Regions from separate parts of the Homo sapiens genome. Here region 1 is linked to region 2. A link is an interaction called in ENCODE POLR2A ChIA-PET data of the cell type or tissue named here. Cell type or tissue: PC-9. All regions are shown on one strand. Each heading gives the region's core, and the rest is flanking DNA. Links, peaks and the distances in the headings are about the cores only. Region 1 overlaps YLPM1 (YLP motif containing 1). Region 2 overlaps TTLL5 (tubulin tyrosine ligase like 5).

The links. ChIA-PET counts read pairs that join two places held together with the same protein. Peaks named below come from ENCODE experiments on the same cell type or tissue, not always from the same donor. Only the 100,000 strongest peaks of a DNase experiment are listed, where the experiment ranks them.
Region 1: POLR2A ChIA-PET joins it to region 2 with 7 read pairs; 1 of 35 experiments calls an interaction of 5 or more read pairs at or near these places.

Annotation. Positions count from the first base shown.
Region 1 is chr14:74,799,847-74,811,994 of GRCh38, reverse strand. YLPM1 (YLP motif containing 1) reads right to left here. Exons shown (of 21, transcript NM_019589.3): 6 at 9,319-9,439; 7 at 2,198-2,615; 8 at 1,993-2,085; 9 at 1,575-1,770; 10 at 257-375. Among named protein-coding and RNA genes, the nearest start is that of YLPM1, 43 kb to the right of the region's middle. In PC-9, for the core only: CTCF peaks have their summits at 7,386 and 7,586 (motif pointing right); a DNase peak (open chromatin) is centred at 7,634.
Region 2 is chr14:75,872,146-75,884,293 of GRCh38, reverse strand. TTLL5 (tubulin tyrosine ligase like 5) reads right to left here. Exons shown (of 32, transcript NM_015072.5): 30 at 1,392-1,609. Among named protein-coding and RNA genes, the nearest start is that of TGFB3, 100 kb to the left of the region's middle. RefSeq lists a silencer at 8,188-8,277. In PC-9, for the core only: no CTCF peak of the experiment used is centred there; DNase peaks (open chromatin) are centred at 5,073 and 8,173; H3K27ac peaks cover 2,714 bases.

The DNA of each region.
Region 1 (12,148 bases), core at 1,707-9,706, 1.1 Mb after region 2:
GAGGAAAGCTACAAAATTATAATAGCTGTAGTATGGTAGGTAGTGAGACTATCAGTAATTTTGATTCTACTTTGTTTTAAAAATAAACATGCTTTATTTCATTAATTACACTGCTATTTTTTAGGACAATGCCACCAGCTCTAAGAAATCTGTGAATACGTTTTACTCTAAAAGTTTAAATTCATAGCTACAATGGAAAGCATCTCCCATGCTTTACATTCTCAACATCCTTGTAGTTAATAAGGCATCACTCTACCTCCAAACATGGATGGTCCTTCATAGACTGGTCGGTCAGACTTCCGGTCATAGGATGGCCTATCAAAACCCCCTCTTCTGGATGAGGAATGGTCTTTTTTGTCTCGATATGACTGAGCTCTAGAAGGTGTAATAGGAAGCGCTTCAGCAAATAAAAAATATTTGGGGTTCTCTGCTTTATAACGCAACAGCATTAACTGCCCAATTTTCTCTATAGGAAGGTACTCCACACAGTAAATGTTTACTTTTTTTTTTTGAGATTGGGGTCTTACTTTGTCAACCAGGCTGGAATGCAGTGGCGTGATCTCGGCTCACTGCAGCCTTGATCTCCAGTGTTCAAGCAATCCTCCCATCTCAGCCTCCTGAGTAGCTGGGACTACAGGTGCACATAACCACACCCAGCCAACTTTTGTTATTTTTTGTAGAGATGGGGTTTCGCCATGTTGGCCAGGCTGGTCTTGAACTCCTGAGCTCAAGAGATCCACCTGCCTTGGCCTCCCAAAGTGCTAGGATTACAGGCGTGAGCCACTACGCCCGGCCAATATTTACATTTTGACTTTGCTTTTTCATTTAGATTTACTTTATATACATACATCTAAGAAGTTCATGGGAAAGCTGGGCATGATGGCTCACGCCTATAATCCCAGCACTTCGGAAGGCCGAGGCAGGTGGATCACTTGAGCTCAGAAGTTTGAGATCAGCCTGGGCAACATGGTGAAACCACATCGTCATCAAAAACAAAAAAAAAATTAGCCAGGCATGGTGGCACATGCCTGTGGCCCCAGCTACTCAGGAGACTGAGGTGGGAGGATCACTTGAGCCCAGGAGGTGGAGGCTGCAGTGAGCTGAGACTGCGCCACTGCATTCCAGCCTGGGTGACAGACTGAGAGAGACCCCGTCTCCATACAAAATAGTAATGAATAAATAAATAAATAGTTCATGGGCTTGCCCCCCTTTCCCTTTTCCTTGGCTGGCTGCCAGAATGCCCTTAGGTATAATAATAATAATAATAATAATAAATAAAAAGCTCATGAATTGCAAAAATAAATTGCTTGCCTACTGAGTATGACTGCACCTTTATTGACAATACCATTTCCATTCCCTTCTGGCTATCTCCATCTCCCATTTAATTCTCTGGAATTCAAGCTACCAAGTCAAGGACCTACTTTCCTGAAAACTGGTCCAGAATTGTTCTTCCCCCTCCAAATTACATATACACATGCATGAGAAGAATATGTTACTTATTAAATTTCTCTTAAACTTTTACTGTTAAGTATACAGTAATTTGTACACCTAGCAAAGATTGTTTTATAGCATACCTATCATCTCGGGGTCGGCGTTCTCTGTCAAATCGATCCCGGTCATAGTCAATAACACCACGATCCCGGTCTCGATCTCTATGTGTCTCACGATCCCTTTTAAAATCTCGATGATCTGCTATGACATTACTTTGACGATCAAAATAAGGCTCACGATCTCTTTCTCTATCATAACGATCACGTTGGCCTGCATGCTCTACAAAAACAATTAGTACAAAATAACTATATCCCTTTTATAGAAATAAAAGCAGAAAACTATAAATCTAACTTCAGAGCTGGTATAAATTTTTGCCATAAATTCAACTAAGAATCTTTTAGCTGTATTAAATGGAGGCTCAGATAATCTCACCAAAAGGAAAATCATGTGATAATTAGGCCCTAAAATGTTTAAAAATACTGACCTCTCTGGGAATCCTACCTGTCTCAAAAGTTGATCTTTCAGGTAGTGGATCTGGGCGTAGAGTTATTCTTTCTCCATAAGGTATCTGTTCAACTTTATTAGTGGATATATCTGGTAAACAAAATCAGAGATAAAGTACTGTAAGAGTGAAGCTAGAGAAAGCTAAAGCTGAAGCTAACAATTCCTGTAGAATCCCAAATACAAGTGCACTATCATTACTCACCTCGGCCATGGCCATAATCAACAGTCTGTTGTACTGGTGGTGGCTTGGACATTGGTGGCATACCCATAGGCACTGGGCCAGGAGGGGGAATGGAAGAGTGAACAGGTGGGGGTGGTAATACTGGAGCAGATGGAATTGCTGCAGTTTCTGACTTAAATTCTGAATTCAGTCCTTGTTCATCATTTGTATCCCAGAGCCCATAGAAAGAATCTTCATCCCATCGTTCCTGTTCTACAGCTGAAGTTTGTGGCTTTATCACTGGAGGAGGAGGAGGTAGAGGTGGAGGAGGTGGAGGTGGTGGTATTGGGACAGGTGGCCTGGTCACAGGAACAGATGATCTTGCTGGTGGAGCAGAGGGTCTTACAATTGAACCTGGTGGTTTGCCCATAGGAGGGGGAGGTCTATACGACCCTGGAGGCTAGAGAACAGAATAAATAGCTTAGTGGACAAGTATACCACTATGTTTTTATAGATCAGTGGAAATTAAAATCTGGTTCTCAATTTATAAGAAAAAAGTTAACACCTTGGACTCATTCAAAATTTCGTGCTTCAAAACATACCATCAAAAAAAATGAGGACAAGCCACAGAAAGGGAGAAAACATAGGCAAATCTTATATTTGATAAAGAACTTGAATTCAGAATATACAAAACACTTAAACTCGGTAAGACAAATCATAAAAAAAAAAAAACTATGGCCAAAAGATGAGAATAGATATTTCTCCAAAGAAAATATATAAATGCCCAATAAGCACATGAAAAGATGCTCACCATCATTAGTCATTAGGGAAACACAAATTAAAATCCCAATGAGATACCATTTTCATATGCACTGGAATGGTTATAATTAATAAGACAGACAAAAACAAATGATGGCAAGGATATAGGAAAGAAAAACCCTTTTAGATTGTTAGTGGGAATAAATGGTGCCACTATAGAAAATGCTTTGCCAATTTCTCTCAAAAAGTCAAACACAATTTTTTTTTTTTTTTTTTGAGACGGAGTTTCACTCTTGTTGCTCAGGCTGGACTGCAATGGCGCGATCTCAGCTCACTGCCACCTCTGCCTCCCAGGTTCAAGTGATTCTCCTGCCTCAGCCTTCTGAGTAACTGGGATTACAGGCACCCGCCACCACGCCCAGCTGATTTTTTGTATTTTTAGTAGAGATGGGGTTTCACTATGTTGGTCAGGCTGGTCTCGAACTCCTGACCTCAGGCGATCCACCCACCTCAGCCTCCCAAAATGCTGGGATTACAGGCATGAGCCACCGCACCCGGCCAAACATAAATTTATCATATGGCTCAGCAATTTCATTTCTCGGTATCTATCCAAGAAAAATAAAAACATATGTCCATCCAAAGACTTGCACACAAACATTCATAGCCGTACTATTCAACAACCCTAATGTCCAACAACTGGTGAATGGTTAAACAAAATGTGGTATATTCATGTAACAGGTTATAAATAAAAAGAAATTTAAAAAGCAGTAAAAAGAAATGAAGTACTGAGTCATGCTACAACATGGGTAAACTTTGAAAAGAAGATAGACACAAAAGACTACATATTATATAATTCATTTATACAAAATGCCCAGAAAGGCAAATCTATATAGACAGAAAGTGCTGGGACTGGGGTAGGAATGAGGATTAACTAACTGTAAACTGGTGCAGTGATCTTACAGGGGTAATGAAAACGTTTTAAAATTTCCATACTCCAAATTAGGGTGGTAGCCACGTAAGATTCAAATGTCCCAGGCCAATACCAAATCTACTGAACTTCTGTAGGTGGGGTCCCACCAGTAATTCAAAATTTTAAAAAAACCCTCCATGAATAATTCTGATTTATAACCCTCGGTTAAGAACTATCTTCCTATGCTCAGTGTGCAGGAAGGAGAGAAATGAATAAATAAATAAGAACTATCTTCCTACTCTAGAGACCTATCTCCTCCACAAAAACAGTAAATTTTCAGTGAGAGAAATCCTAGATAGCCTCCACACTTCTGTTCCTTTCAGTTATCTGGTTGACAATAGTCATCTGTGGTGAAGCTGAGACCAACAGAGAACATGAGTACTATGAAACAACAAAATAAACTAAATGAACATCTAGTAATCTAAGGAGTGCCACTGTTGTGTGCCCTCCTTCCATTTGTTTTCCCAAAGCATCACCAGTTACCATCAGAAATGTCTATGATGGAGATGGTAGGACTTCTTAGCAAATTGGTCCTATCTACTCAATATTGAAACCCAGTTGCCAAATACATTTTATTTTTATTCTTTCTTTGGTAAAGACGGGGTCTTGCTATGTTGCCCAGGCTGGTCTTGAACTCCAGGCCTCAAGTAATCTTCTCGCTTCAGCCTCCCAAAGTGCTGGGATTACAGGTGTGAGCCACCATGCCTAGTCTCTATTTTAATCTTTGTAAGTGTGATTCAAACACTTACTTCCCATTTCTTAGTTCACTGTGTCTGGCTGGTTTGGTTTTATTTTTTTGTTTTTTGTTTTGTTTTGGTTTTTTACTTCTCTGTTATTCTAGGATGTTTTTTCTTTATTGACGCTATTTTAGATCCTGGAGAGCCCACAATATACATTATTTATATATTTGCCCATATATACACAGTACTTTAAAAATAAACTTTCTGAATAATAAAATGGAGTTGACTAATACAGAAGGAACATTATTTGACTGGAGGTAACTACTGGCTACAGTTAAAGACAAATGGCTATTACCTAAAGGTAAACTTTTAAAGTATGGCATGGTAAACTTTGTCAAGAAAATGCCAATATAGGATGAAGCTATTCAGTCTGGGTAGATCTATCAAGACAAGTTTTAAATATCTTAAGATCTCATAGATGTATACTTATAAATTTTTTAAAAACTGCTTTCTTCATTCTATATAGTGAAAGTAAAAGATACATTTTTTAAAATTATTGTTTATATGAGAAAGGGTTAATATCTATATTATATTAAGGATAATGAGTTAATTTAAAAAAAAAAAACCTGACTCAAACAGATAAATGGGTGAAGGACACAAACAGAATTTCTGTAAGAGGAAAGTATAATTAACAAATATGGGAAAATATTCATGTTCACTAGTAATCAAAAATGCTGTATTAAAATTATTAAATATACCAAAAATATTAAGTAGCTAATGCTTACGAGGCTATAGTATAGATGTTATACAATTATTTTTTTTCATTTATTTATTTATATATTTTTTTGAGACAGAGTCTCACTCTTGTTGCCCAGGCTGGAGCGCAGTGGCGCTATGTGCAACCTCTACCTCTCAGGTTCAAGCAATTCTCCTGCCTCAGTCTCCCTAGTAGCTGGGATTACAGGTGCGCACCACCTGGCGCGTGCCTGGCTAATTTTTGTATTTTTAGTAGAGGCGAGGGTTCACCATGTTGGCCAAGCTGGTCTTGAACTCCTGACCTCAGGTGATGCACTTGAGACAGAGTCTTGATCTGTCACCCAGGCTGGAGTGCAGTGGTGCAATCTTGGCTCACTGCAACCTCTGCCTCCCAGGTTCAAGCGATTCTCCTGCCTCAGCCTCACCTGTAACTAGGATTACAGGCACATGCCACCAAGCCCAGCTGATTTTTATATTTTTAGTAGAGACGGGGTTTCACCATGTTGGCCAGGCTGGTCTGGAACTCCTGACCTCTTGTGATCCACCTGCCTTGGCCTCCCAAAGTGCTGGCATTGCAGGCATGAGCCACCACACCCGGCCATTATACAACTATTATAGAGAGCTGTTTGGCTATGTGACAGGAATCATTTAAAAAGTATGCTTATTCTGGGCCAGGTGTGGTGGCTCATGCCTGTAATCCTAGCACTTTGGGAGGCTGAGGCAGGTGGATCACCTGAGGTCAGGAGTTCAAAACCAGCCTGGCCAACATGGTGAAACCCTATCTCTATTAAAAATACAAAAAAAATGAGCCAGGAATGGTGGCAGGCACCTGTAATCCCAGCTACTCAGGAGGATGAGGCAGGAGAATCACTTGAACCCGGGAGGTGGATATTACAGTGAGCTGAGATTGTGCCACTGCACTCCAGCCTGGGTGACAGACTACATTCCGTTTCAAAAAAAAAAAAAAAAAGTATGCTTATTCTTTGACTGAAGTGTCCCACTTTGGGACGTTAAAATCACTGTTGGCTGGGTGCAGGGGCTCACACCTGTAATCCCAGCACTCTGGGAGGACAAGGCATGAGGATCACTTAAGCCCAGGAGTTCGAGACCAGCCTGGGCAACAACGCGAGACCCTGTCCCTACTAACAATTTTTTTTTTTTATTATTAGCCAGGCGTAGGGTGTGTGCCTGTAGTCCCAGTTACTCAGGAGGCTGAGGTGAGAGAATCACTTGAGCCCAGGAGTTTGAGGCTCCAGTGAGCTATGATTGTACCACTGTATTCCAGCCTCCCAGGCAACAGAGCAAAAAAAAAGAGACAAAACAAAAACATAAAACTTACTCCTAAGAAGTTATTGGCCGGGTGCGGTGGTTCATGCCTGTAATCCCAGCACTTTCGGAGGCTGAGGCAGGTGGATCACCTGAGGTCAGGAGTTCAAGACCAGCCTGGCCAATTGGTAAAACCCTGTCTCTACTAAAAATACAAAAAATTTAGCCAGGTGTGGTGCCAGGCACCTGTAATCCCAGCTACTTGGGAGGCTGAGGCAGGAGAATCGCTTAAACCCAAGAGGTGGAGGTTTCGGTGAGCTGAAATCATGCCACTGCACTCCAGCCTGGACAACAGAGTGAGACTCCATTTCAAAAAAAAAAAAAAGGAAAAAAGAAAAGGAGTTATCTAAAATAAGAACCCAATACAAAGACATTCATTAGGGTAATATTAAGAATAACAGTGAAAGATTAGAAACAAATTCCAACAGAAATTGAATTAATTCAATAAATTATTGTAAATCAAAAAATAATATAGCATATAACAATATGGAAAGATGATTATGATTTGTTAAGCAAATAAAGCAGAAATGTGGATGTACAATCTGGCGCTTCTATTTACTAAGACACACAAAGATGAAAGATATAGTTATTATCTTATGGACTCAATTTAGAAAGAAAGACAAGAAAACAGACACTCAAAATGCAACATAATAAAGATGACAACAAAGACTAGTACAAGATGTTACAGGGTATGTACAAGGGTAATTGCCCTACATAGGTGGAAGAGAAAATAGTAGAGCTGAGTTGTAAAAGATAAACAAACATTAGCCAGTTGCAGGAGGGGATGGGAAGGCAAAGAAAAGACTCTAGGCTTAGAGAACAACATGCATACGCAAAGGAATGAAGAAGTAAAAGAATCTAGCACATTCACAAAATTGTTAAGTAGCTCTATGTGGAGGGAAAATGAAGCATCAGAGAGTGGAGTAGCAAGCAATGGTCAGCAGAGGTCAGGCCAGCTCAGGAAGAACAAGAAAGTCATGCAAGAGATTCTAAATTTCATCCTGAAGGCATGGGAGAACATTGAAGTTTTAAAGCCAGGTAGCCACATGGTGAGATTTGTTTTAAAATGTCCATCTGGCCACAAATCACATCGACGCTGCCTGAAGTGGAGTATAGGGGTAGTCCCAATCTCAAAAGGGCATGAGAGAACTTTTTAGGGTGATGAGAATTTTGTTTTGTTTTGTTTTGATTTTGAGATGGAGTTTCGCCCGTTGCCCAGGCTGGAGTGCAATGGCGCGATGTCGGCTCACCGCAACCTCTACCTCCCGGGTTCAAGTGATTCTCCTGCCTCGGCCTCCTTAGTAGCTGGGATTACAGGCATGCGCCACCACGCCCGGCTAATTTTGTACTTTTAGTAGAGACGGGGTTTCTCCAAGTTGGTCAGGCTCATCTCAAACTCCCGACCTCAAGTGATCCACCCGCCTTGGCCTCCCAAAGTGCTGGGATTACAGGTGTGAGCCACCGCGCCTGGCCGAGAATTTTTTTATCTTTTGGTATACATCTGTCAAAACTCGAACTATAGGCTTAAAATGGGTGTAATTATACTTGAGAATTTGATTCAAAGGAGGTAAAATCAATCAGCAGCAGGGTAGGACAAATCAGCAAGATGGAGCAAGATGGAGGGTTGATTTTCAGGTTTCAAGTTAGGGTGACTAGGTGATGGTGAGGAAAAAAGACAATTTAATGGGGTATGATAACGAGCCCCATTTTGAATATGCTGCATTTGACAGGAGTCACATCCACAGACAGAAACCCTGCAGACAGGTAGATGCGTACAAAGGTCAGGAGATCCGATCTGGGGAGTCAACAACACCATGGTGGTCACTGATGTCAACAACTATGTCTTACTGTTAAGTATTAGACCAGGATGGAAGGGAACACTGAGAAATGAAAAGTGTTAATTTGATGAAATGGTTCAGTAGAGGTTCAGTAGAGCTGTTTTCTTCATTATGCTGTCATAAAACTACCTGCAAGATAACATTTTAAACATTTGAAAAGCCCATTACTGGCTTAAAGGTAAAATAACAAAAATAAAAGAAGTCCTGGCATGCTCTTGGGAAAAAAAGGAGAACTTAATTACTCAAGTCTTTAACATAAACACCCCTTTTCATACTGCCTGAACAGTTCTGAAGTATGTACTGGGGTATGACATTTCCCCATCTGAAGGACTAGTAGCCTGAAGAGGTAGGAAGCATCACGAGGCCCACATCTAGCCCTGCCTAGATGGAAAACAGGACTTTTTTTTTTTTTTGGTAGAGATAGGGGTCTCACCATTTTGCGAAGGCTGGTGTCAAACTCCTGGGCTCAAGCAATCCTCTCGCCTTAGCCTCCCAAAGTGCTAGAATTACAGGTGTGAGCCACTATGCCCAGCCAACAGGACTATTTTAACATAAAAATTATTAGAAAAATTCTACCATTTTGTGAACAGAAGCTATGTAGTTCAGGTGTACTTGGTGTACTTATCAAAATCTGGGGAAAAGGAGCATCTCTACCACACTTTTGAACATGCTTTTAAGGTGTTCAAAGTTCAATTACCATAAACTTTTAAGTTTCCAAAATTTACATTTTATAGAGGAAATTTGTTATTTATTCAACTTCTAAAAAAAATCAAACAACATAGAAACATACAAAGTAGAAACCATTTCATTTTCTGAGCACACATTCTCCCATACCGGATACATTCCAGGTCTTGAAGATGTATTCTGCAATCTTGATTCCTGAGGTGGTAGATGGTCAGCCATCTGTGGCTCAGACCCGAAGTCTTTCATCTTTTGAAGCTGTTCTTTCTGTTCCCTGCAAACAAATAAAATTGACATAGTACATAAAGCATGCTTATTCCATTCCTAAGTGACTACAATTAATATTTAATTAAAAAAAGGAGACCTAAAAAATCCTTGTCCTAAAATTCTCTGCAGTGGCCATACACTGAGCAGCTCCAGGATTACCCTCTTTTGCTTTTATGTAGCTAACTCATCAGTCATTTAAGACATATAAATAATTATAAATTATTGAAGATATTCAAGAATAGATTCTACAACCTGCCTCAGTTGTTTTCTACTATCTCATCTACTTGTTATGTTTTTCTTTAATCCAACCAAAAGCTCTCTTGCTATTTTTTTTTTTTTTTTTTTGAGACAGAGTCTCACTCTGTCGCCTGGGCTGGAGTGCAATGGCGCGATCTCAGCTCACTACAACCTCTGCCTCCCGGGTTCAAGTGATTCTCCTGCCTCAGCCTCCCGAGTAGCTGGGTCTACAGGCATGCACCACCGCGCCCGGCTAATTATTTGTATTTTTTTAGTAGAGACGGGGTTTCACTATATTGGCCAGGCTGGTCTCGAACTCCTGACCTCATGATCCGCCTGCCTCAGCTTCCCAAAGTGCTAGGATTACAGGCGTAAGCCACCACGCCCGGCCTATTTTTTTCAACTCTTTAGACCAGAGGTTGCAAAATGGTGGCCCATGGGCCAAATATGGCCTAAAAAGGTTTTCAAAATGTGGCTTTCACATCAGTTTTTAAAATTTGAAATTAGCTGTCATATTTACAAAGCAAAATATTTCATATATAAATTCAAATCTTAAAGAGATATGGTAACACCAGGCCTACATTCCCACATGCCAACAATCAGCTGAGTGCAGTAGAGGCTGCCCATGTTAGATGAAACAACCTGTCACAATCTTCACCGTACTCTACAGAGTTATACTTGGCCCACTTTCACTCATTTTTGTTATCTGATTCTTGGGGACATTTTAATTTATGGCCCCTGCTGTAGATGGTGAGAACAACTGTCAGTCTATACCTTTAAAAACAACATTTCATATTCCTGAAGATAATTATGTAATCCTTCGGTTTTTTCTTTAAACTGACGAAATTCCTTTTACTTTTTTTCACAATGCCTACCTTAAACATAGGTAAAATCCACTACAATTTCTTAAGACCTTTTACAATTTTCTCCTTACATTAAAGTGACCCAAATGAGGGTCCACAAATGAGGGACCACAAAGTAAGGGTCAAGTGTGTAAGATTATTTACTGCTCAGGTAAATCCCATCATCACATCCCTTATGATACTCCTTACGACTTTACACTGACACAACATAAACGACTTGTATTCGGCTATGACATTATCCATCACTCCCTATATATTGTTTAATTATGTTCATGTTGCCTAGAAAGCTTTAAAAAAGGATGAAGCAGCAGCAGCACCTTTTATCCAGCATTACCATGCAAAGCAATAACGAATTAAAAAGAAATTTAAAAAGGAAAAAAAAAGAAACCTTGGCAGCTTAACAACACCAATCAGCTTGGTATTCTCCATAAATAACACAGATTTTAGAGTTTTAGACAGATTGAGTTCAAAGGCCGGGTTTGCCACTTACTAGCCAAGGGAACTTAACCTCTTTGAACTTTAGTGTCATTTGTGAAGTGGGGATAATACTACCTTATCTTTGCAGGCCTTTGAGATAGACAGACTGACATAATATACACTCAATTATTAGCAAGTGCCCAGTTACACGGTAGGTGTTAAAATTAAAGGTGTCTATAACTTAAAAGTGAATAGTGTAGTAGCTAAATATTCTATAGCATGCTTTCCACATTTTCTTCATGAGTAATCTGGAAAAAATAAACCTCTTAGCTATAGACCATACAAACCTGCCGTATCTGGTCTTTCATCATTACCTTTTCTTCACCGTATTTTTCTTTCCTAGTTCTAAAGTTTAAGTTATAATTTATTGTTAAGATCCACAAATGTAAACCAGAATTGAAAAATGGAAGAAATACATTGGAATTTATCAAAACCTAATCATTAATTGACTTTCTCAAAAAAATTGCTTTAAAAAAGTTTTCAATCTGTCACTGACTTCTAAATTCCTATCCCAAGATACAGCTGGTTTAAGGATTAAATGAGTTTATTATACACAACACACTTAGTACAGTTCCTGGCCCGGAGTAAGCATGCAATAAATGTTAGCTTTTGTTATTGTTGTTACCACAAGAAAAGAGGAAAATTATGTAGATACCTATACACAGTTGATTGTAAGTCAAGAAATCCTATTTTCCATTTCACAAAGAAAACATTTGGTTATGTAGAAACAAATAACATCCTCAAGGAGAAATATCTGCTTTTAGTTATAATGAAAGATAAAACATCCCCAAAAGAAAGTATCAATAGTTAAGACAAATCTGAGGATGCTCCTAAGCAAACCATTCTTAGCTTCAACAAAGAAAAATACAGCACTTTCCAAAGTTTTATCAATGATTAGTGAATATAAAGTCTATCAGATCTAATACCAAAGAACAAACTGATTACTGGAAAAAATGAAGGTTACACATGAACCCTGTGAAATCCAGAGCACTGAAAAGTTGAAGTTTGACACTTGAAACATGCACAGGCATGGCATGCCAGCAACACTTCTACAAAGGCCAAGACAGCAATCAATTTTCACATCTTAGGGCATAAGTTTATCATTAACACAGTTCCTAAATACCCATTCTAACCCTAAA
Region 2 (12,148 bases), core at 1,935-9,934:
CACAAGGGGCACACTGGCAAATTCAACATTCGCATTTGGCTCAAAAATTTTCCTAGTTAACTACGGGCTTTCCAAATCTGTGAAGGAGAGTGTGGTTTTAGAATGCATATGATGGTGACCAAGGCTTACTGAGCTCTTACCTGGGCCGGGCCTTACTCTATGTACTTCACACATATTAACTCTGTTAACATTTAACAACTGACCTAGGAGGTAGATACTCTTATTGTTTTATTTTTACAAATGGAAACATGAGGAAGCTGAGGCTAGGAGATTAAGTAACTTGTAACCTGCAGAAGGTATCATATTAGTAAAGTGTGGCCTGAGGATGTGAATCCAGGCAGTCTGGCTACAGAGGCTGCAGACCTAAGGATTTGACTCCACTATTTCCAGGGTGAGAAGGCACACATTTCCTATTTTGCTACTGGCATTCAACCACAAACTGCAGCCTTCCTACTGCCCTTTCCTACTACTCCAGAGAGTTCTGCAGTCATTACAATGCCAGCTCTTCCCAGAACAGCGCTTGGTACTTAGTGGGCACTGAATAAATATTTGTTGGATAAATGAATAATGGCAGCAATATAATTAAAACAGCCACAAGGGATTGTTTTCTATCTAAATCCAGAATTTGATTTACCATCCAAGGAGGAAAAAACAGTAATGACTTTTTCTATGTTTTAGGATTCTTCTCACAACTAATATTGATCTTCCGAAGGACAAATGAATGAGAAGCCTCAATGACAGCAAGAGAAATACACAAATGTCTGCGACACAAAAACACAGCAGGCAATGCGTGCCTCTTCCAGACATCTCTAAAAGTTCCCCAAGTTTAAACTGAAGAAGGGCTGCTAGAACCAACGCTCTTCACCAATCTATTTCTAGTTCACTGGCTAAAAAGTGGCTGGAGATACAGTGAAGGATTTTGACTTAACAAAAATTTGACTCAGGAAAGGAAATGTCTTTTTGGTGTAAACAGGTAGACTACAAAAGGTATTAAAAACACTGTTGCTACACAGAGCTTGGTGACTAATGTCAATGAAGTTATATTATCCTCTTAGATGAAATCTCAATCCTGTATCTCCCCTTTCAAATGCCTAAAAGTGAACAAACCAAGGGGAAGCAGGATGTTGAATTTTATATGAAATTGAAAAGATCTGATTCTGCAGGGCCTGTCCCTCCCACAGGGTAAAGCCCTGCCATCTGCTTGTTTCAGTAGTTCCCTGGGTGATTCTAATTTGTAGCCCACGCTGAGAACTAGGGTTAGCCTTTATTTCCCAGCAGGTGTTCTTGTTTCCAGTACTTCAGTACGAACGGTCTTGAAGAGTAATAAATAAAGAGTACTATTAGCTTAGAACTGATAAAACTCAGTAGAAATTGAACAGAAAAAAACTTACTTGGAAGCTTTCTGGGATGTTGCCCTTCTGAGCACTTGTTCGTGGTTGGGTGGGGGTTTGGGAACCAGGGAGGCGCAAGAACTTGGAGGTGGTACCACTTTTTGTGGCAGAGTGGTTGGCTTCTGGCCACTAGCTGTGGCACTGGAAATTCTACAACCTGCACCATTATTCATTGTCCATAAATTGGAGTTAGGTAGTGTCTGGCTGCCAAAGATTGCCTACAAAAAAAAAAGGAAAAAAATGATCGATGGACATCACCTTCACAACCCATTTACTGTATGTAACTAGTCTGTAATCCTGTCAAGGGGCAAAAAGAAAAGGACAACTGTTAATTTTTTTTTTAAGGAAAAACTTCTCTAATGTTGCCAGTGCAGCTCTAGATTCAGAGAAGGGGAATATTTTGAAGCAGATTGTTGAAATGGTCTTGTTGAAAGTACACTGGGCTAGGAATCAGGGCACCTGCGATACTAAGTGTTGGTCCACATGCGTGAATTAGAAAAGCATCTGATCTCTCAGTGTAGTTTCCATCATTGTTAAATTCAACACTTTTTTAATGAATGTCTCTTTCGAGGCGTGAAGTACTAGAAATAGAGCACAGAATAAAATTGTCTTGCAGCTTGACTTGATTCCTGCCCAATCCAAAACTCTGAGCTCCTCTAGAAAGTTTGCAGGCAGGAGGCAAGGGGAGGAGTCAGTGTGGCTAAGGCATGGTGAGCAATACAGAAAGATGAGGTTCCTGCGACAGGAACCATGAGCCAGGCCTGGTTATAATCTTGAGGGCTAGTTTAGAATTCTAGCTAGAAACACTTTGTTGACCTAAAGATTAACATAAGATTTTACATTTGAAAGCGCTTTCAAAGTAAAATTACTATACAAATGCTAGTTACATGAATACAATCGACAAATGGATATTTTTGCTCAGAGGGTAAGCCTATAAATAAAGACCTAAAAATCACCATCTAAACATCACAAATGTCAACATATATAATTAGGATGTAAAAGTATTCTTCCTTCAAGTAGATGCTTAAAAAGTTCTTACAACTTATTTATCTCATTAGAAATGGTCTTTTTGTGTCTCAATTTTGTTACTAGTCTTTCAATACTATTAATACTGCTTTCAACATGCATTGTAAAAACTTTAAATGAGAAATAATATTAAGAGAAAAATAACATCATTGACAAAATACATAGTATTTTTTATTAAAACAATTTCTGGCAATTGATTTCCATTTGTACCTACAACATGTAAAGGACTCATGGTGAGGCAGGATGAAATAATATGAGATGCTCTTAGGAAATATTCATCTTCTAGACAGAGTTTGCTAGTATTATTTTTGCCCTTTATGAATTTTATTTTTTCAGATTTAAAAGATGAACTGGGTAATTTTAGTAAAATGTTCACCAACCCTTCTATATGCATGACATAAAATGTCTCATTTTCAGGAAATGTGTCAAAGGTCGTAGGCTAAGCAGATATGAGAGGGGGATCCAGGGGTCTTGTGTGGAGTAAATGTGTTTCACTGAGATGCTTGACAAAGAACAAAGAGATTTCAGAGGTAAAGGGTCTGAGCATTTTCAGTCAGACCAATCTGACTGAGATGTCCCCAACCTGTGTAAACCACCTGAGGGAGAAAGTGAAGAGCTACAATTTTTCTCCATCTCTGATCCACAGAAGAGGAACAAAGACAAAGCCAGGTTCGGTGGCTAATGCCTGTAATCCTAGCACTTTGGGAGGCTGAGACATGTGGATCACCTGAGCTCAGGAGTTCGAAACCAGCCTGGGCAACATGGCAAAACTCTGTCTTTACAAAAAATACAAAAATTAGCTAGACGTGGTGGTGCCTGCCTGTAGTCCCAGCGACCCAAGAGGCTGAGGTGGGAGAATCCTTTGAGCCAGGGAGGTGAAGGTTGCAAAGGGTGAAGACTGCACCACTGCACTCCAGCCTCGGTGACAGAGCTAGACCCTGTCTCAAAAAAAGCGGGGGGAAGAGGAACAAAGACAGATGCAAGGTCATGGGCAAAGCCAGGAGGGCAGCACTGTTGAGCATGTACACATGGGGAGGTTTCCGGATGGTCCAAGAGAATCAAGGAGCCCTGACCCTGCTAAAGCAGGCCTCCTCAGGACAAGGAACCAAAGCTTCCAGCAGGAGGCAGCCTTCTGGGACAGGGTCTACAACAAACCCTTTCTTTGCAGCTGTTGTTTCCATATTTGAGGGCCTTAAAATCTGTGTGAGAAACTCAATTGGAAGTAAAGAGGGACACAGGAACAGGCTGCCCCAGGCTTCTATTTTCACCACTACATCCTAATAATTGAGGTTAGGTGTAAGGAGTGTTTGGGAAGTGCCTCATTCAAGATGGGAAGAGACCAAAAATCAGAATGAGGGCTGAAGAACAGTTCTACACTGAGCCATCCATAAAGAAATTCCCTGGGTGAGTAGTAGAGGAGGGGATAAAATGTTGTTAGTTAAGAGCTCTTGGAAATCAAAATATTCTTTATTAAATTATATATTTAATGTTGTAAGGGAACTGCCATTGGTAAGAACATCTATTCAATAAATGTTGCCACGGTGACAACTATATTTTCAAATTCATAATTTTTTCCCCCAAAATCTGAAACATGTAAATACAAATGAAATAATGAGTGAAAACAGCAGGTTCAGAACAGTGAGTTTAGTGAGCTCCTATTTTTGTTTTTTTTAAAAAGAATACATACACACCATATATATCTATATATGTATGTACACACACTCTCTCTCTCTCTCTCCTAGTATCTGCACAGAACAATTCTGGAAGTATACACAAAAAACTGGTAGCCTTCAGGGAGAAGAATTGGTTAGCTAGGGGTCAAGGCAGGAGGGAGACTAACTTTTTACTACATGTCATTTGTATCTTTTGAATTTCATACTGCGTGCATATAGTTATTTATTACAAAAATAAACTAATTATTTAAAAGACAAAAGAAGTCTAGTTCCAGTAACATTTAAGCAGGTAATACATTATCTGTGAGTACAAATCAAGATACCCAAGTGAAGCCCAAGTTTTAACCAGCTGGGTATAGGATTCCTATTAGATTGGGCTAAAGAAGGAATTAACTGTTCAACACTGGCTAGAAAAGCAGATTAGGTCATCAATGAAAGGCAGAGAGACCCAGAGTAAATGGAAAAGACATGGCTTGCGGTCAAATGTACCTCAGCTCAAATGTAGGCCTTGTCACTTACAAAGTGGGTGATCTTTTCAAGTTAACTTCTCAGAGCTGTCTCATAAGCAGTTAAAATTACTTCACCTTTAGAAGATGAGGAGCTTAATTAAAAAAAATTACTTCATTGGATTTTTGGAGGTCATCATGTAGGTAACCTTAGCCTAGGCATTCAATAAGGATTTCTTGAAATAAAGCAAAGACCTAGGCACACAGTAGGCACTCAACAAATGTTCCATTCCTTCCCAAACCTCTACCTACCTCAGTTCTACTGAGAAACTAAAGGATGGGATGACAGCGAAGTCCACCTATCAGTAATCCTTTGTGAATGGCAGTTGCTTATGCATTTCTTCAAGATATTTTTCCAGACTTATGACACTCACTAGTTGTGAAAGCAAATTCTTAAAACGGAAACATATGTTTAGGCTCCCCAGATCATATTTACTCAATTCTCTCTGGCAGAAATAATCTTTTCCTCTTCTGAATGCTTAGAAAAATGTATTTGTATGACTCATCACAGTACATTCTACCATGTATTATAGCCACTTACGTGTGTACTTTTTCTCCCTTCTGGGTGATTCACACTGGAAATGGCTGAATTTATATATGATTAATTTTAGTTTCCCCTACAGTGACTAGTAGAAAGGTGCTTAATAAATGGAAAAAATTAAAAATTAAAAATAAAAACACCAATCCCAACTATTCATCTTTTTTTTAGCAAAAACTAAATTCCTACACAACAAAATAGGCAAATGTGTATTTATATCCAGATGTAATCTTGTAAAAGGACCATTTTCTGGACTTTAAACAGTGCCTAGTGTGTTATTTGTGTCCAACTCATACTCAGACACAAAATATGTCAGCCCTTCTGCAGATCTCAAACAAAAATAACTTCACACCTTCCTAAATGCAAAATTTATGGTAGGACCTTAGATACTGATGTTTTATATAAGATTAGTTTTCACTTCAAACAATAAAATAAAATAATTTAGGAGAACTTACTGCCTAGGAGACTGCCACTTGCCTAGATAAAATCGCTTCTCCCTTTCTTCTTAATATTACTACTCTGACTTTGTTTGGGTCATAATGTTTGCCCAGCTAAAGAAAATACATTTCTAAACCTCTCTTTTACCTAGGGATAACACATGCCATATGTTCTGGACAATGAGATGGAAACAGAAGTTTCTGGGTGCAGTTTTTGGGAAAGCTCTTTAAATGGGCAGACTCGGCTGGTGCACACCTTATGCCCTTTCATGTTCCCTGTTCTTCTTCCCACCTACAGCATGGAATCTAGCAAGAGGTGGATAGGCATAGGGTAAAAGTTATTTGCTAAGGATTGCAGAGAATAAAGACAGAAGGAGCATGGGTTTCTGATGGCACCATGAAGTCTGCAAGAGCCTATCTCTAGATTTCTAACTATGTGGGAAAAAAACCCTTTTAACTTAATTAAACTATTGGTGGTAGAGAGGGTTCTGTTATAAGCAGCCAAACGGAATCTTAACTGATACTAGAAATAATTCTCAATCTACCACAGATTCAAGCTTGCCTAAGCCTCAATACAACAACAGAAGGCAGACACTCTTTCCAAATACAGTAAAAGGCCTCTAGGTTGCGACTTGTGGTTTGGTGATTATACTGTAATACACTGAACGGATAATGAAATGATTATAATTGCATGCCATCTGAAACTCCAAAGAGTCGGTAATGTAGACAAGTCCCCAGGTGTTTCACCAAAGCCAAGGCTAAGTGGGATGGGATTAAAGCAATCAAACCTGATAAGAAGAAACCCAGGAACACACTCAGACAATGTTAAAAGCAGACATATAAATGGTTGTGTGTAAACTAGCAGCAGAAATCAGCCTCTCCAGGCACCCTGAGAGTCCTGTACTGGCCCCAATCCTACAGCCCCACCAACTGAACTGCTCCATCATGTGAATTGTTCTGTCCTGATATTCATTCATAAAAGGACAGAAGAATTAGATGAAGTTCTCTCTAATAATTTGTAAGAAACATGAGGTTTCGATATACAATATTAACAACACAGGCATAGGAGCTGCACCATCATTAGTCAATGTCCTGGGAATGAGAGAGCTGTGTAAGCACTGGCCTCCACTCAAGACCTAGTCAACATACACTCAGCATATACATGACTCTTGTTTCTTTGCTGGGTGTGGGAAACAGCCATACTACAGCAAGAAGACTCAGAGAAAAACCACAGTTTGAGGGTTGGCTTGGCCCCAGGCAAAAGACTGGAAAGGCCCTCCTTCTCCCACAACAGAAGGGTGCTCATGGGTGGGAAGGAAAAATTTCTGATAGACAGAACACAGACTGCAACTTGGAAGGTTCCAGGGAAGCAAGATCTGGGCTCTCTTACTAGAAAGATAATACTGTTTAGAGATTAAATTCTGGGAGGACTTTTTTCTTTTTTTAATTCCTTCCAGAAAAACACTCCTTTTAGCCTTCACTCAGGCTTCCTGGTGATGGAGCAGAGCTGGATGCCTCTTTGTAGTGAAATAATTCTGTAAATTCATTTTTTGAGAATGAAGGGGGATAAAGTAGGCAAACGCTACTCTCTATTTGAGTAGGTTAATGTCTCTTTGTGACCCTTGTACTCTAATTTAAGACAAGCAAACATTTCTATGCAGTATTCTCCCCACATTAGATTGTGTCCCAATTTGGATAAAATTCCCATGACATATGCAAAGACATTTCTTGTCCGTTTCCCTCTGGAAGCTAAACTATTGAGAAGGTACATTTTCTTGAGCATGTAAGTTACTAATCACTCACCTTCCTAGAATCAGGCCAAGACTGTTCAGAGCAAAGAACACATCCAGACTTTTATGCAACCCTGTGATGCTGTAAAAACCTTGCAGCCAAGGTGAGAGTGAGAGTAACTGTTTCTATTTTGGCAAAAGTAAGCTTCCAAAAGGCCTTTGTCTCACACTGTATGGAGTTCTTGGCTGTCTTCCATTCACAGTGTTTGTCGGCTGGGACAAGACTGGGTGCTGAGCAAGAGAAACAGTACAACTTTTCTGGTGCTGCTATAAAGCACTGGGCAGTACTACGACTCCAATAGGAATGGGACAGCAATCCAGAAGTTGCTCCTCTTCATATAGAGAGACCAAGCACACAAATACCTGAGACAGGATATGGAGCTGTCAAAGGTGTCGGAAGCCTTCCAACATATCCTCTCATTTCTAAAACCAATTACGAAGCTCCCCCTCCTTCAGTGAGTAGGAAAGGAGGTTCTTACTACCTCAAATGACCTACTCTAAAGGATACAAAGACAGATGCTTACCTGGACAGAAAAATTTCGAAACTATTGTTCACTAACCAATTGAGATCAGTGTGATTCTTCAGAGAGTCCCTAAATTAACTGTACTTGCCAACATTTAAGAAGCAATGAAGATAATTACAACTAGATATTCACATATACTCAAAACTGAGCTTGGACTAGTGTGTGACCTGACCAGCACAGTGTAGCTATGACACAGCTGGCTAAGACTAGGGCTGCAGTTCATGACCACAAAAGCCAGTGAAACCACCTTGCCCTAAGACATCACATGGGTGACCTTCCCTTATTAGCAGCCACACCTTCATCTAGCCACAAAACCAATCAGACACTGGTTGACGTTCTGATGCAAATTCAGACTCAGATGACCATAGACTCTGCTTTGCTTTACATTTCTTTCATATCTCCTTCAATGCCCAGCACTGTTTGATCACACACACATACATAAAAAGGTTGGCAGACTGATGTTTTTCTTTTTGAAACAAATTTCTTTAATAAATGTTCATTCAAAATGATTTATAATTCTGCTCTCAGAGATAACCTGTTAACATTTAGATGTTTTTCTATGCATATACAAACTTATTTTCTATATGTATGTATGCATGTATTTCTGTGTGCTGACAAAACACGGAATCACATGACACCTGATGTTTTGGAGCCTGTTTTTATTTCATTCAAATACCTATTCTGAGCATTTTTCCCTATCTATAAACGTAGACCTAGACTGCTGTTTTTAATGGCATTTTTTCTACTATGGTTTATTATACTTCACCAATCATCAATGCTATAAATTGACACACTGAGATACATCTATATTTGAAGCTATGGAAATATGTAAATATGTTCACAATATATTTTTTTCTTTTTTTTTTTTGAGATGGAGTCTCACTCTGTTGCCAGGCTGGAGTGCAGTGGCACGATCTCGGCTCACTGCAACCTCCGACTCCAAGCAATTCTCCTGCCTCAGCCTCCCAAGTAGGTGGGATTACAGGCACGTGCCACCACACGCAGCTAATTTTTGTATTTTTTTTTTTTAGTAGAGATGGGGTTTCACCGTGTTGGCCAGGATGGTGTCGAACTCCTGACCTCGTGATCTGTCTGCCTCAGCCTCCCAAAATGCTGGGATTACAGGCGTGAGCCACTACGCCCAGCCCACAATAGATTTTTGAGTTAAAAAATATAGGCCGCGCGCAGTGGCTCACGCCTGTAATCCCAGCACTTTGGGAGGCTGAGGCAGGCGGATCAGGAGGTCAGGAGATCGAGACCATCCTGGCTAAAACGGTGAAACCCCATCTCTACTAAAAATACAAAAAATTAGCCAGGCGTTGTGGTGGGCACCTGTAGTCTCAGTTACTTGGGAGGATGAGGCAGGAGAATGGTGTGAACCCGGGAGGCGGAGCTTTCAGTGAGCCAAGATCACGCCACTGCACTCCAGCCTGGGTGACAGAGTGAGACTCCGTCTCAAAAAAAAAAAAAAAAAAGGCCCCCAGTGTCTTTTTTTTTCTCTGTGTCACAAACAGAAAAGCACCCCCAAAATCTTATAGTTCCATTTTGAAATACCATATGTACATGTGCACGCACACACACACACGCATATATACACACACACATTCAGGTTGTTACCAGTTTACTTTGCTTTTTAAGAATAGTGTTGTGATAAACATCATGTTATCTATACCTTTTCACATATGCTGGATCATTTCCTTAAAATAATTTCCTCAAAGTAGAATAGCCAGATCAGAAATCTCTTTATTCTTCTGCTTCAAAACTTTTTAACATATATTCCCAAATTGCTCTCAGGAAAGGTTGTACCAATTTGTATTTCATCAGTATGTCTGAAAGGATTAAATTTACTTATCATTCCTTTGATTACTTTGAGAAAGCAGCTTGCACCCGATGAAAAGCTAGCTCACAATTGATGCTAATGCTGTTTCTTGTCCTTTTTATGTTTGTAAGATATTTATGCCTTTGGACAAACATGTCAATAATCTACACAGATATTATTCTAAAGAATAACCATTTAGGCCAGGTGCGGTGGCTCACACTTGTAATCCCAGCACTTTGGGAGGCCGAGGCGGGTGGATCACAAAGTCAGGAAATCGAGACCATCCTGGCTAACATGTTGAAACCCCGCCTCTACTAAATAATACAAAAAATTAGCTGGGCATGGTGACGCATGCCTATAGTCTCAGCTACTCAGGAGGCTGAGGCAGGAGAACGGTGTGAACCTGGGAGGTGGAGGTTGCAGTGAGCCCAGATCGAGCCACTGCACCCCAGCCTGGGCAATAGAGTGAAACTCTGTCTCAAAAATAAATAAATAAATAAATAAATAAATAAAGAATAACCATTTAATCATGGTATTAATCATGCTTTTTATTCTTCTCATAGCTCTAATAATTATGAACAAATTAATTTGCATACCATATTTAATTGTTCAAGTAAGTAACTATTAGTTTTAAAAATGTGCTAATTAATACTTAATGAGCCTTGGGCTTCTCCTAAGACACTTTCTTTAATATCATTTTAATCAATTTCTGTTTCTGGCCCGGAAGGTTTAAGTAAAACCCCCAAGTTGACATCATAATGCCATGTATATTTACGGTTAAAAATTATACATAAGAGATATTTGTACATCCGTGTTCATTGATGTATTATTCACAATAGCCAAGATGTAAAAGGAACCTAAATGTCCATCAATGAATGAATGGAAAAAGAAAATGTGGTATGTAGTACCCAAAAAAACTAAAAAAAAAAAACTAAAAAAAGAGAAAACATGGTATGTATATGTGTATACACACACAATGAAATGTTATTCAGCCTTAAAAAAGAAGGGAATCCTGTCATACGCTACAACGTGGATGAATCTTGAAGACATTATGCTAAGTAAAAGAATCTAATGACAAAATCATTTCACTCAACATGAGGTAATGAAACTCACAGAAAGTAGAATGGTGATTGTCAGAGGCTGGATGGGAAAGAGGAAAACAGGGAGTTGTTCAATGAGTACGGTTTCAGTCATGCAATATAAAAAAGTTCTGGAGGGCCGGGCGTGGTGGCTCACACCTGTAATCCCAGCACTTTGGGAGGCCAAGGCAGGCGGATCACGAGGTCAGAAGATCGAGACCATCCTGGCTAACACGGTGAAACCCCGTCTCTATTAAAAATACAAAAAAATTAGCTGGGCGTGGTGGTGGGCACCTGTAGTCCCAGCTACTTGGGAGGCTGAGGCAGGAGAATGGCGTGAACCCGGGAGGCGGAGCTTGCAATGAGCCGAGATTGAGCCACTGCACTCCAGCCTGGGGGACAGAGCGAGACTCCGTCTCAAAAAAAAAAAAAAAAAGTTCTGGAGATCTGTGGTACAGTATGCATATAGTTAACAATACTGTGCTGTATACATAAAAATTGTTAAGAGGATACATTTACATGTTTTCTACCTAAATGATAAAAAAAAGGTGATACACAATTATAAGAGCAACTAACTTTTGACTTTTTTTTTTTTTTTGAGATGGAGTTTCACCCTTGTTGCCCAGGCTGGAGTGCAATGGCCACGATCTTGGCTCACTGCAACCTCCGCCTCCTGGGTTCAAGTGATTCTCCTACCTCAGCCTCCTGAGTAGCTGGGATTACAGGCATGCGCAACCACGCACAGCTAATTTTTTGTATTTTTAGTAGAGATGGGGTTTCTCCACGGTGGTCAGGCTGGTCTCGAACTCCCAATCTCAGGTGATTCATCCATCTCAGCCTCCCATAGTGCTGGGATTATGGGTGTGAGCCACCACACCCGGCCTTTTATTGACCTTTTATCATGGGTCAGGCATTGCTTTAAGTGCTTTATGTTATCTCATTTATCCCTCCCAACCATATGACCTGTGTCTCCTCATCATCACCATTTACAGAAGAAACCAAGGCACAAAAAATGTTAGGAAATTTGTTCATAATTGCAGAGGTACTGAGTAGTAAGCTGGGATTCAAACCCATGGAGTATGATTTAAGAACCTCACTATACTATGCTGCCTTTCTTATTTATGTTATGCTGATTCCCTTTTAAAGCAAACATATCTAAAGCAAATTTATTTAAATCATATCTCTTTTCTAAAGCAAACGTAGAAATGTGTCCAGTTTCCACCAGATGTATATAAAGACAAATTTCATTCACCTTGCTCCAAGATCATTCTCTTTCTTGAGAAGGAAAGGAAAGTTTGAAAAAAAATTATTGTCTGTAAGCAAATGTTTGTTACTTATTGTTAAAGTGAAAGTGTGAGTATGTAT